Linked DNA regions of Homo sapiens: region 1 is linked to region 2. Evidence: read pairs that join two places in POLR2A ChIA-PET (ENCODE). Cell type or tissue: MCF 10A. All regions are shown on one strand. Links, peaks and the distances in the headings refer to the core of each region. The heading gives the core; the rest is flanking DNA.

Region 1 (6,641 bases), core at 1,075-6,074, 52 kb after region 2:
ATATAGTGAAAATTTAATTTTTGTTTCCTCATCTCCCAGCCAACAACTCTCTTCCTCAGAAGCAATCACTGTTATCAGTTTTTTTCTATCTTTCAGAAAAAATCATATGCATTTTAACATACACACACACAAACATATTTCACAGAAATTGTGTTATATGATAAAGTTTTGTAACTTACTTTTTTCCCATTTAACAGATGTTCTTGATGTATTATTTCACAAAGAGAAAAATATTAACATTTCATAAAAAGCTGCCTCAATGAAGGACATTTTGTATTTTTTGCCTAGTCAATATGAAAACTTAGTCATTGATAAAACTATTTCTACCTTCTAATGAGAATTTTAAAAACTATAAACATGATTTTTTAAAAAAAAATTGAGTTTCCAAAAAGAAAGGAAAGAAGATTAATCCAGAAACTCCACATCTTCCTGGATTGGAGGGTACCCTATCGTTCAAAAATTCTTCCAGAGTATCATATGTTTCAGATGGATTCAAGCAGAATATTTTTTCAAAGATCAGTAAGCGGTGCACTTAGAAGAGAAACAGCCTCTCTACATCTAAGACTGTGAGTATTAAAAGCCACATGTAGAAAGCACCTGCCTAACATAGAGCCAAACCAAATACAAGCAGAGCCAAAGGAACTGAGTCATGATGTGATCATTTGAACTTCTGGATTCAGCTAGGCCTGAAGCAGGGCCAGGACTAGGGTGAAGTAAGCGAGGCATTAATTTGAGGGGCAAATTTTAAAGGGATGCAAAGAAACCTCAGTAATAAAAGAAAATACAGTATTTTCTTTTTTATAATAAAAATATTTTAATTCTTTATTTCAATAAAATATATTATTCCCTCCTATTTGTCAGAACATGAACATAGAAAATATTTCCAATAATACTTTTAAGAATCAAAATTAATGCCCAAAAAATCCACAAGGAAAAAAACACCATTATTTGTTTATTTATTTCATTTATTTATTTTTTTTTAGACAGAGTCTTGCCTCTCTGTCACCCAGGCTGGAGTGCAGTGGCGCAATCTCGGCTCACTGTAACCTCTGCCTCCTGGGTTCCAGTAATTCTCCTGCCTCAGAATCCAGAGTAGCTGGATTACAGGCATGCACCACCATGCCTGGCTAATTTTTTTGTATTTTTAGTAGAGATGGGGTTTTGCCCTGTTGACCAGGCTGGTCTCGAACTCCTGAGCTCAGGTGATCTGACTGCCTCGGCCTCCCAAAGTGCTGAGATTACAGGCATGAACCACCACGCCTGGCCCAAAAGTACTAATTAAAAAATATATATTATTATTATTAAGTTCCGGGGTACATGTGCAGGTTTGTTACATAGGTAAATGTGTTCCACGGTGGTTTGCTGCACCTAACAACCCACCACCTAGGTATTAAGCCCAGGATGCATTAGCTCTTTTCCCTAATGTTCTCCCCCAAAACTCACCCTCCCTTGACACGCCCCAGTGTGTGTAGTTCCCCTCCCTGTATCCATGTGTTCTCATTGTTCAGCTCCCACTCACAAGTGAGAACATGCAGTGTTTGGTTTTCTGTTCCTGTGTTAATTTGCTGAGGAGGAGGCTTCCAGCTTCACCCACATCCCTGCAAAGGACATGATCTCGTTCCTTTTTATGGCTGCATAGTATTCCATGATGCATATGTACCACATTTTCTTTATCCAATCTATCATTGATGGACATTTGGGTTGGTTCCAAGTCTTTGCTATTGTGAATAGTGCTGCAATGAATATATGCATGCATGTATCTTTATAATTGAATGATTTGTATTCCTTTGGGTATATACCCAGTAATGGGATTGCTGGGTCAAATACTAATTTTTTTTTTTTTTTTTTGAGATGGAGTCTCGCATTGTGGCCTAGGCTGGAGTGTCATGTGCGATATTGGCTCACTGCAACCTCCACCTCCTGGGTTCAAGCAATTCTCCTGCCTCAGACTCCTGAGTAGCTGAGATTACAGGTGCCCACCACCACGTCGGGCTAATTTTTTATATTTTTAGTACTGATGGGGTTTCACTATGTTGGCCAGGATGGTCTCGAACTCCTGACCTTGTGATCCGTCCACCTCAGCCTCCCAAAGTGCTGGGATTACAGGCATGAGCCACCATGCCTGGCTAATTTTTAAATGAAAACAGGATCTTAGTCTGCACTTACATGAGTTTACCTTACTTGGCCTCCCTCTAATCCCAGCTCTGAGACATTCTGGTTATTACATGAGCAGATAATTTCTATACATTTTATTTTTACTTAAGTTAATTTTAGCTGAATTTCTGTCATTTGAAATTGAGAAAACCCTGCGTAAAGGATCAATTCCCAATGCTACTGTAAGCATTACATGATTTCATACATGTGTAGTTCTTAGGAAAGGCTTGGTGCATGTATAAATGCAGATTATTATGGCTATTGTTACTGCAATTTCATTTCACCGCCTCTACCATCCTAAAATACTCCAAACTCCTACAAAAATTTATTGCAGATATGCAAAATTGTAAAAGCAGCCCTGTTTGCGCAGATCCCGTGGGACAACCCCATGTGTTGTGCTGTGTATCCCCTATGCGTGGGTACTGAGGTTAAGCTTCCAATGGGCTGCTCCTGGCCAGGGACCAAGTGTGGCAGGGAAACAAAGGCAGACCCATTTTTCACCTGGTGATTCTGGCTTGAGGATTCCGCATCAACCTGGACAAAACTTTCTTAGAACTGCACTGCAGTCTAAGACATCCTACTCATTCTTCCTTCCTGCCCTCTCTCCATCCCAGGGATGAGATCAGCATTGCATCTGAAGCTCTCTCAACCCTCCTTTTTTCTGCTCAATTTTCCTTCACAAGTGTTTTCTCCAAGAAATTTCTCACACTTCAAATCCTGTCTTGACATCAGTTTCTAGAAAGACCAGAACTAACATTTGTTGATAATCTCTCTTTCTATTCCGGTGTGTACATTTCTTTCTAAATAACTCAGAACTATCAAACTTGGTACACACACACAAGCACACACGCTCATGTTCCTAACCAAAGGCTAAAACTCCTCGGCCATCAGGTCGGCCTTAGGGACTTGGTGGTGGTACTTAGGGGAAGTCAGGCTGTGGTTAAAACAGACTTACCAGGAACCACAAGCACTGGCAGATTATCAAGAAGCTGAATCACGGACCGTTACAAGAAGCTGAATCATGGATAGTTATTCCTCCTGATTCTTGTGTGGGTGTTTTTTTTTGTTTTGTTTTGTTTTTGTTTTTTACTGTAATTTAATCAGTCAAGAAATAGAAAAAAATTCAAGTATTTTCTAGCTTAATTTTCTGAAATACCTAGATGCCTCGAACCCTCAAATTAGAACTTCTAGTACATAAGCCATAGCTCCGATCTCCCACTGCTCACCTCTGGTGACGCAGGCACCACATGGGAACAACGTAGGCCAAACACTTTGCCACCACTTATTTTCCTTTAAGGGAGTGAGGAATTCTCCTTCAAGAGAGTGAGAAATTCTCCTTCACTTACTAACCACTAATTGGTCTCTGACAGGATTAGCAGGTCCTCTTGAGAAACAAAAACACAGAATTCTTGTATCTTCAAAGGTTGTTTTATGATATCTCCCTTAACCAGCACCTGATTTAAAAAAGGTTTTATCTATGCAGTTGAACCAGACTCCTGCCTGTCTAGCCCATGAGGGTATACCAGAACCCAGGGACCTAGTACCATAATCCCCACCAGTGGGTCATTAGGTGTTAAGATACAGCCAAGCCACAAACAATGTCCAGTGATTCCCAAGCCACCACACAGAGAACATCTGCATGCTGCAACAGGCAAGGCGTACGCCAGCCCAGAAATCTTACCAGTAAACCAAAAAGCCTCCTGCTTTACCTGGGCAGGTACAGTGGACTGTATTTACTGGTTTTATGATGCTGCCTTTGTTCCAAGGTCATGATGACATCATAGCACTTGCAGGTATTGTTTCCCAATAATGGTTCATTTTACTAGGTACTGGGAATCTTCCTCCCATGGCCATCCATACTACTATGCTACAAACTGATAACTGTTATTGCTTCTAGAGAAAGTCTAGGTGACTGACAGTCAGGCATAAGAAAAGATTTTTTCCTTTTTTTTTTTTTTTTAAAGTAGAGACAGGGTTTTGCCATGTTTCCCTGACTGGTCTGGAACTCCTGACCTCAAGTGATCCACCTGCCTTGGCCTCCCAAAGTGCTGGGATTACAGACGTCAGCCACTGTGCTCGGCTACAATTGTTTACTTTTAAATCCTCTACTGAAGTTGGAGCCACATAATTGCATCACCTACTCAAAAAAGAAATAAACTAAAATAACATAGAAGTTGTGCTATTCCCACAGAAATTTTAGATGGCCTTACCAGTATCAGAGCAGGGTTCACAATTTACACAATGATGAAAGATACTATTCTTCAGTCTCTAGGGCTTTCTCCGGCATAAAACTTTTCCAGTGATATTTTAGTTTTCTACCACCTGCCACGTGAACACCTGGGTCTCTCTCCTTCACACCTCTGAGGCCTGCTAAAAACGTCATCCATTCTTCCATCAAAAACAGTGTTTCAATGTAAACATGGAGTCTATCATTTGGATCTCATGATACCTTCTGTCCAGGGTTGATAATTCCTGGCTGGCCCCAAACACCCTGTACTCACCTTCTGTATTAGCCTGTTTTTGCATTGCTATAAAGAAATACCTGAGGCTGGGTAATTTATAAAGAAAGCTGGTTTATTCTGGCTTATGGCTCTGCAGGCTATTCAGGAAGCATGATGCCAGCATCTATTTCAGGTGAGGGTCCCAGGAAGCTTACAGTTATGGCCAAAGGTGAAGGCAGAGGTGGCACATCACATGGTGAGAGAGGGAGAAAGAGAGAGAGGAGGAACCAGGCTCCTTTAAACAACCAGCTCTCGCTTGAACTGAGTGAGAACTCACTTATTACCAAGGGAAGGGCATTAATCCATTCATGAGGGATCTTCCCCAACGATCCAATCACCTCCCACTAGGCCCCACCTTCAACACGGGCGATTACATCTCAACATGAACATGAGATTTGGAGGAGACAGACATCCAAACCATATCAACTTCTAATATGCTAAGACAAAGTACAATTTTTCCATAGATCAGCATAAATCCTCAAAGACACAGACTCTTTGCCACTTCAGGTGGAAATCCCAGTAAATTGAATACAAAGTCATGTACACATATGCATTTATAGGCTGGGTGCAGTGGCTCATGGCTGTAATCCTAGCACTTTGTGGGGCTGAGGTGGGCAGATCACTTGGGCCCAGGAGTTTGAGACCAGCCTAGGAAACAGGGCAAAACCTAATTTCTACAAAAAATACAAAAATTAGTTGGGTGTGGAGGCACATGCCTATAGTCCCGGCTACTCAGGAGGCTGAAGTGGGAGGATCGCCTGAGACCGGGAGGTCAAGGCTGCAGTGAGCCAAAATCATGCCACTGCACTCCAGCCCGGGGAACAGAGTGAGACTCTGTCTCAAGAGAACAAAACAAGACAACAACAATAGCAACAACAACATATATGCACTTATTTTTCTTAGTGAGAAGATTCTTTATCATTTTTTCCCAATCAATGACTGCCTAAGGATCTTTAGCTTTAATCAAATTCTCCAAGTGATTGATAGCCACCAAAAAAATTTAACCATATAGCAGATGCCATGTAGCAGTGCCTGGTCCATAACCATTCTGCATTCACTGTTCCCATTTTTCCTACGGGCAAGCACCAATGACTGACTGCCTGAGGACTTTCTTTAGCTGCAGGAGTGTGCTAGACCCCTAAGAGACAGATGGTGAAAATTTGGGAGTTCATACCTCCAGGAAAAGCCTTCAACCATTGACAGATGAAAGTTGGTGAATAAACACCCCAGCTCCTCACCCCTCCGATGGGACAACTCCAAGACCTACTCTATATAATCTTTCAGGATCTCCCATTAGGATTGACCCAATATCCACAAGGTCAACCTGCCACCAACATACCCTCTCTTGGCTTTTTTCCATGGTTGTTTTACTTCCCTATTTCCCTACTCGTGCTTGAGATCACCTTCTACTCTGCACCCAAATCTGTACCTTAGGGTCAGCTTCTGGGGAAAAGTTCTCAGCCCAAGTTAAATGACTATCCTATTGGTTCTCTTACAGATTATCCATTCTGGCTATCAACTGGTTCATCTGTACTTCAATCAATACTAAATTCACAATGTCTGCTGAGTCAGACCAGTTTTATATCCATCTTTGGAAATCTACCTGTATTTCACTGATCCCTTCTTTAATGGTAAATCAGACCCTACTTTGTATTTAAACTCACTATACTGTACACCAAACTAGAGGTAGCTTATAAAGAAAATACATTACTCTTCCTAACATTTTAGGTTTTTGTGCCCAGCATACCTTCTTAAAAAAAATTTCTGGAGCTCTTTGAGGCCTTGGGGAAAAAATAAAATGAATGAAAAAGGAGCTGACCTGCGATATCATGGAGGCTAAATATTTCACTAATTCTGTTTTGTTGAAGATTACAGTCTGATTTGGTTTATTTGTTTTTTGTTTTGGTTTGAGAGCTTTCCTTCTTTCTCCCTTTATTTGGCACTCATCCTTCTTAAGAGACTATTTGAGTTTTAGTAGCTGGACTC
Region 2 (6,641 bases), core at 874-5,873:
TCCGGCCACTGCACTCCACCCTAGATGACAAGGGTGAAACTCCATCTCAAAATAATAGTAATAATAAATCTTTCCTTTATCTAGTCAACTTTGAATGTTATGCTTAATTCCTTGAGACCTAGAAATGGAATTCACTGTGTTTGTTTGATCACTGGTGGTTTTCTATAGTGGATCGAGGAATGTTCTCACCTCTTGCCAGAATCTTTTAAATAGTCCTGCTCTCTTCTCTGTCAGGTCGCTTCTCTATTCACTCTCATCTACTTTGTGAATCATAAGGCAAATTGTCAATGAATTTGACTAAAATTTCAAGAAATAAATCAAGGTGAGAAAAGTAAGCTGACAACAGAGTTGAGAATAAAAGGGGAAGTATTTGACTGGGTCTGTTTTGCTTCCCCGCCCAAAACCATCCCAGACGTTCCTTAAATAGAGCCCACAGTTTGTGGGCTTTCTAATGAATAGTGGCCAAGAGGCAGCCTCACATTTGAGGCATGCTATTACCATTTTTTCTTCATTCCCTCTCCTTAATTAGGGTCTTTAAAGGGAGGCTGCCCTCAGATTCTGACAAACAGTATTAGCTTCCTCATAATGCAATGCCTGATCCTGGAGCTATTTTTCAGGATGGTTTGCACTGAGTCTGTGACATTGTCTATATTTCTAGAATGCAGGAGGAATACCTCAACAGAGAATTAGCTGTGGAGGTTCTAAAAAGCCTATTCCTGAAGGCCTGAAGAACTGATTTTAATAACCCATAATAATACGGGAGGGAGATAGAGTTGACTAATTTTCAGTTTCACAGTTTGGCTAATGCCTACAGTAAGATGTATTTTACCTGTACCAAACACACACACACCAAAAAATTCATGAAACAATATTTATCCCTTTTCCATGCAATTCCTTCTATTTTCCATTCTAATTTATTTCAGTTTCTAAATGCAAACCTCCACCCACTGAATTGATTCTCTCACACTAAAGAGTGGCAACCCACTGTTTGAAAAGCACTCAATGGGATGCCCTTTATTTTTCTAACCCTGTAATTCAATATAGAGAGACTCTGAATTGAGGACAAGCCTGATGAGTTTGAGGTATGGAATAAAGGAATCTGATCGGCTCCGGGTTTGTTGTGTTTTTAAATCTTCCTGTGTGTTCATTCTCTTCACCACAGAGAGGACTCTATTATCTTTGCTCAAAGAGCAGACAGTGCTCTAGCTGTTTTCCCCTGCTTAGCTTTGATCCCTGCAGCCATGCTCAGCCCTTCCCCCAAGCCCTCCCTTCCAGATGGATTGAGGCTGTTGAGACTCCAGGGGTGTTCGGGGCTGGGAGCCTGCTGAGTGTTCCCTGTTCCCACCTCCAATCTGCTCCATCCTCCAGCTGCATTTCATTCCGGATCTACCAGGTTAATGGGATTATCGTTCTTCTCTGTTATTCTGTTATTTCATATAGGGTGAATCAGTTTGTTCCTGGGACAATTTTTAGATGGTTGCTGAGATGACAAAAATGGATGGGGATTTTATTTTAGGAATAAGTGTTCTTCATCAGCCAGGATTTAATCTGGGAAGAATTTATTCACTCTCAAATGGGTTACTTTTTGAAGTGACTTAAAAATAAGATTTTTTTGGCTGGGTGTGGTGGCTCACACCTGTAATCCAGCACTTTTGGAATCTGAGGCAGAAGGATTGCTTGAGCCCAGGAATTCAAAACCAGCCTGGGCAACATATTGAGACCCAGTCTCTATTATTTAAAAAAAAAAAATTTAAATAAGATTGTTTTATCAGATAAAAGCAAAGCATACCTTAAGGCACAACTCATGTTTTAATGCCTATATCATCATCGAATCAACCATACAACATTTTAGCTTCAAATTTTAATTTTGGTTAGAAAGATAAAGTGATAGACTGATTATATCATTTATTTTATTCATTATATTCAACAACATTTGCTCAGTACTTATTGGATACAGAGCACATTTATTGACCTCAAGATATCTAGACCTTTAGAAGGGAGTTTTTTTTAAATGCCTACAGATAGCCATTATATAAAATAAGATTTTAATAAGTGACTATACACAGTATAGTTCATAGCCTAATCATAGTATCTCCTCCTTTTCAGAACTTGTAAGAGTGAAAAGAGAAATTACTCATTCCTAGTGTATCTGTTTTTTCAGGACATGAGATTGCCAAATTTCTGTATTCTTCATTTTAATTAAATGCATGATTGATTGACTGAATGGATGCTGACTGTCTATTTGGTGCCATGTGCTATAAATGTGATGAAATGATCTTCCTATTGATCTTTCTTTGGTTTCTTGATGTTTGTCTCAAAAGAATTGACTTCCCAATACCTGGAACGCATGAGGGTGGAGAGAGACTGAAAAATGGAAAGAAAGAGGCATGAAATAAGGCTACTGGGGACTCGGGTTTTTCCTTCCTCTCTGATTGTCCAAATCCAATAGAAATATAAAGTGAGGCTGGGTGCGGTGGCTCATGCCTGTAATCCCAGCAGTTTGGGAGGCCAAGGTGGGTGGATCACCTGAGGTCAGGAGTTTGAGACCAGCTTGGCCAACATGGTGAAACCCCATCTCTACTAAAAATGCAAAAAATTAGCCAGGAGTGGTGGAACACACTTGTAATCCCAGCTACTCGGGAGGCTAAGGCAGGAGAATCGCTTGATCCTGGGAGACAGAGGTTGCAGTGAGCCGAGATCACACCACTGCACTCCAGCCTGGGCAATAGAGCAAGACTCCATCTTGGAAAAAAAAAAAGACATATAAAGTGATATAAAATATAAAATTTTAAACTATAGTAGCTACAATTGAAAAAGTCAAAAGAAACATAAAATTTATTTTTAACAACATATCTTGTACAATCTAATATATCTAAAATATTATCTTTACAATGTGAAATCAACATAAAAAACATTAGTGAGATATTTTACATTCTTTCAGGTATTTTTGGACTATTATCTTCAAAACCTGGCATGTATTCTTCACTAACAGCACATCTCAATTTTGATTAACCATATTTCTTGAGTTCAGTAACCACAAATCACTAGTGGCTGTCATATTGAACAACATAGCCTAGATAAAGAAGCAAAAGTCAAGGAAAATCTAGATAGTTAATAAATTTCTTTAATATTTAGAGGAAGGGACTCTTACTTCATGGGGTAGGAGGAAACCTGAAAACCAGTTTTCTCTTTCTGCTGATGGAGAAATGGGAGTTGCCAACTCAAGATCCACTCCTTTCTCTTCCAGCCTCTCAGACGTGGGGAAATGAGATAGAGCTGGAGCTGAACCTCTCCTACTTCTCTCCAGCACCCCAGAATTAAATCTGCTCTGAGGAAAATAAAGGCAACTCTACAGTCCTCACATTAGTATCATGACTTGCAGTTGATAAATGCTTTCATGTACAATATATCATTGGATATTTAATCATACTGTGACGTGGTCAGTCGAAGTATTACTATTCTCACTTTATAGATGAATGATCTGGGCCTCAGGGAGATTAAATGGCTTGCTCCAAAGTAGCACAGTTAGTATCCAAGTGTTTTGAAATTTAACCTAGTGTATGTCTCACTAAACCAGAGCTGCCTGGCAAAAGGAAGTTAAGAAAATATTTACAGAAGTATGATTTTTTTTTCTTCTCTGGACACATTTCATCTACTCCACACCCGCCCCCCACAAAAAATAAAAGAAAAGAAAAAAACCACTGGTGATCATTTTGCAGAAATAACCTCTTGGCCAATTGAGCTTTTAACTGGGTTTTTGTATTTTTTTTTAAGTTGGACCTCATTGTCTAGTGTAGCAATTTAGAACATCTAATTATTGACAGCAAGTCAGCATATTACAAAGGCAGAGTTTTTGCATTGGCTCTGAAATGTGTTGCAATCATTTTTGTCTGGGAAAACAAACAAAAGTGGATAGGCAGCATGGTTGTTACATGAGATGCTGGCTGAGTCCCAGGCCCTAGGACATTGGCTTACCTACCAACAATACCTCCCTTTCAGGCGATGCCAACTGTTTTATGAGAAGATCACAGTTCTCTGGAAGTGAGCTTTTGTGTTTTGCTCTAATCAGCAGGATCCAACTTTACTACTGTCATGGAGGGAATTACAGTAATTCTACCAACTTTTGAGGCAACCTTCTTCTGACACTGTGTGAAACAGACTGAAAAGACTCTAAAGATGGAGAGAGCTCAATGCTTGAGAAAAGGAATTCTGTCCTTTGAAAGGTCTCTAGAACAAAGGGTATGCAATATGTTTATCACTTCAACTTCAGAAACATAATAGGCTCTAGAAACACATTCTCATTGATCTGTTTCTACTGCTTCTGTTTTTTTTTTTTCTGCTTCACCCAATCGTCTTCCTATTTTTATCTCTTTCATTCCACTCTGGAGCCATGTTGCTTGGTCAGGCCACCCTTCAAAATAAATGATTTTTTCCCTCTTTCATGTTATACCTGTTTTCTTAATTCTTGGCTGTTACTTTTCTCAGTTAACCTTTGGCAAATCATAATGAAATTAAATTTAGCTGGTTGTAGAGAGAAAGAGTCATTGTAGAAGTTGGGATGGTCTGGAAGTGAATTAAAAAGTATTTTGATAGCCCTCAGAATGTGGACAAAAATAGTAAAAATCCAGCTGGGAGTCAGTGTATCTATTTTATGTCATTTGCAGTAAATTGTTGGGCGTCTCCTTGTAGCTGCCACAATAATGCTAATGATGGTGACTTCTTGCTCGAAGTGCTGAGTGTTGAATCCTTTGCCCCAGTTATGTGCCACATACTGATTTCCTTAGCAGTAGACAAATACTGGAAACACAAAAGGCAGAAGCCATGTCCTACTAAGCCATTCCCTTTGTCTAGTTTATCACTCAGTTCTGTCTATTCTTTCCTTCCTCTGTGGGAAATGGGGAGTTCATAAATGGTAATAACAAACTTGCAGAAAAATGTTAAGATAGAAACTTTTGTAGCAGCCAGCATTTTTCTTAGAGGAGGTCAAAGCATAAAGAAATAAACTGATCAGCCTCTGTTCCTATCTCCCCCAAAAACTCCTTCTCTAGATATCCTACTCTCAGAAACTAGTAATCAGGCATTATGAAAAATTACTTAATCCACTGGGCCAATTCATGTAGCTTATCAGCTATCTGCCTTTAGACTGAAAAAAAAAATAGCCAAATTATTTACTTGCAAATCCAGAAAGTAGGTGAAGTTCTTTAGCAGTTTAATGTTACTATAACAGTCTAATTCACAGGAGCACACACATTTATAAAATTGTCATCTGCACGAGTTGGCACACCCACATGAGAGAAATGTCATCCATGACAATGGGGCTATCAGGTCTTTTATAGCATACATTCTACTATAAATTTATAGGGATCAAGGAAAAACTTCTCTTTGCCATCTGAAGGCTTACTGAAAAATCAACTGACAAAAGGCAGATTAATAGGCAAAATGGCCTACAGATGTGTTAGTGAGCATGAGGGAGAATCACAGAATGATTGTCCAATATCCCAGTGAGGTACAGATGGTTGTATATACTTCTTAGGGGAAAGACAGATAGAGACGTGTAGATGATTTTTAGGGGATTTCGATGGGCCTGGAGAACCTACAGTGGCCTGGGATAAAGTCTTTTGGGCCAGCAGAGCAGACAATAGTTTGTGACCAGTCTGTCCAGGCGTGTTGATAGAATTCAGTCTTTCTTCCCATGAGTTCAGTTAATAAAAACTCAGGGAAGGGGCCAGAAGTAATTGTTTTCTTCATTGTCAGGTCCAAAATGTAGGCAAATAAGGAATTTCAGGGGACAACTTCATCCTGCAAGGAGGATTAAGAGACAGGACAGGGAGGAGGTCCAAGAGACCTTGAGGCTTCTTTTTCAGTTCAGCATGTCAAAGTGCCATATTTTGGGGTATCCGTTTCTAAGCTCTAACACATTCAAAGTACCTCAAAAGAACCAGATGCTGCTAAGATAGTTCACAGGGAAGATTCTGTCCTCTTCTCTGTATCCTCTATTTAAAATTCAAGTGGTTTCTCTTTCTAGGCTACCCCATAACTTTGTTGGTTAAAGGATGTGCTACTCATTTAAAATGTCAAATTACAAAGCCAGAGAACTGGCCTACCTGATTCACATACTTTGCCTTTCTCAATCCCTGTAATCTCAGCATCATACATTCTATCTTTTCAACGTGCATATTAAAAGGTATCTTAAAGACTATCTTACTCGGACTGAAACGCAAGAGTATCTGCGAACACTGATTCAGCTTGCAAAATACATAGAAAAGTAGCAAGAAAAATGATGTAACATCCCATGTAGTCGGCATACTGGCCTAGTTTCAAGACCGAAAGCAGTCTGAAAATGTCTGAAAAAAGTCGGAAAATGTGTGTGTGTGTGTGTGTGTGTGTGTGTGTGTGTGTGTGTGTGTGTATGTGCAGCCATGCCTAACAGCTCATGTTTAGCTTTCTTTTTTTTTTCCTTTTCTTCTTTTTTATACAGAGTCTTATTCTGTCACCTAGGCTGGAGTACAGTGGTGCAATCACAGCTCACTGCAGCCTCGATCTCCTGGACTCAACTAATCCTCCTGCCTCAGCCTTCTGGGTAGTTGAGACTACAGGTACATGCCACCACAGTCCCCTAATCTTTTAATTTTTATTTTTAG

What was found. Peaks named below come from ENCODE experiments on the same cell type or tissue, not always from the same donor. Only the 100,000 strongest peaks of a DNase experiment are listed, where the experiment ranks them.
Region 1: POLR2A ChIA-PET joins it to region 2 with 10 read pairs; 4 of 35 experiments call an interaction of 5 or more read pairs at or near these places.

What each region holds. Positions count from the first base shown.
Region 1 is chr21:17,489,130-17,495,770 of GRCh38, forward strand. No RefSeq gene overlaps it. Among named protein-coding and RNA genes, the nearest start is that of CXADR, 21 kb to the right of the region's middle. In MCF 10A, for the core only: no CTCF peak of the experiment used is centred there; DNase peaks (open chromatin) are centred at 3,122 and 3,852.
Region 2 is chr21:17,437,605-17,444,245 of GRCh38, forward strand. LINC01549 (long intergenic non-protein coding RNA 1549) reads left to right here and starts at 1,286. Exons shown (of 4, transcript NR_037586.1): 1 at 1,286-1,393; 2 at 4,070-4,239; 3 at 6,479-6,596. RefSeq lists an enhancer at 915-1,498. In MCF 10A, for the core only: no CTCF peak of the experiment used is centred there; a DNase peak (open chromatin) is centred at 3,947.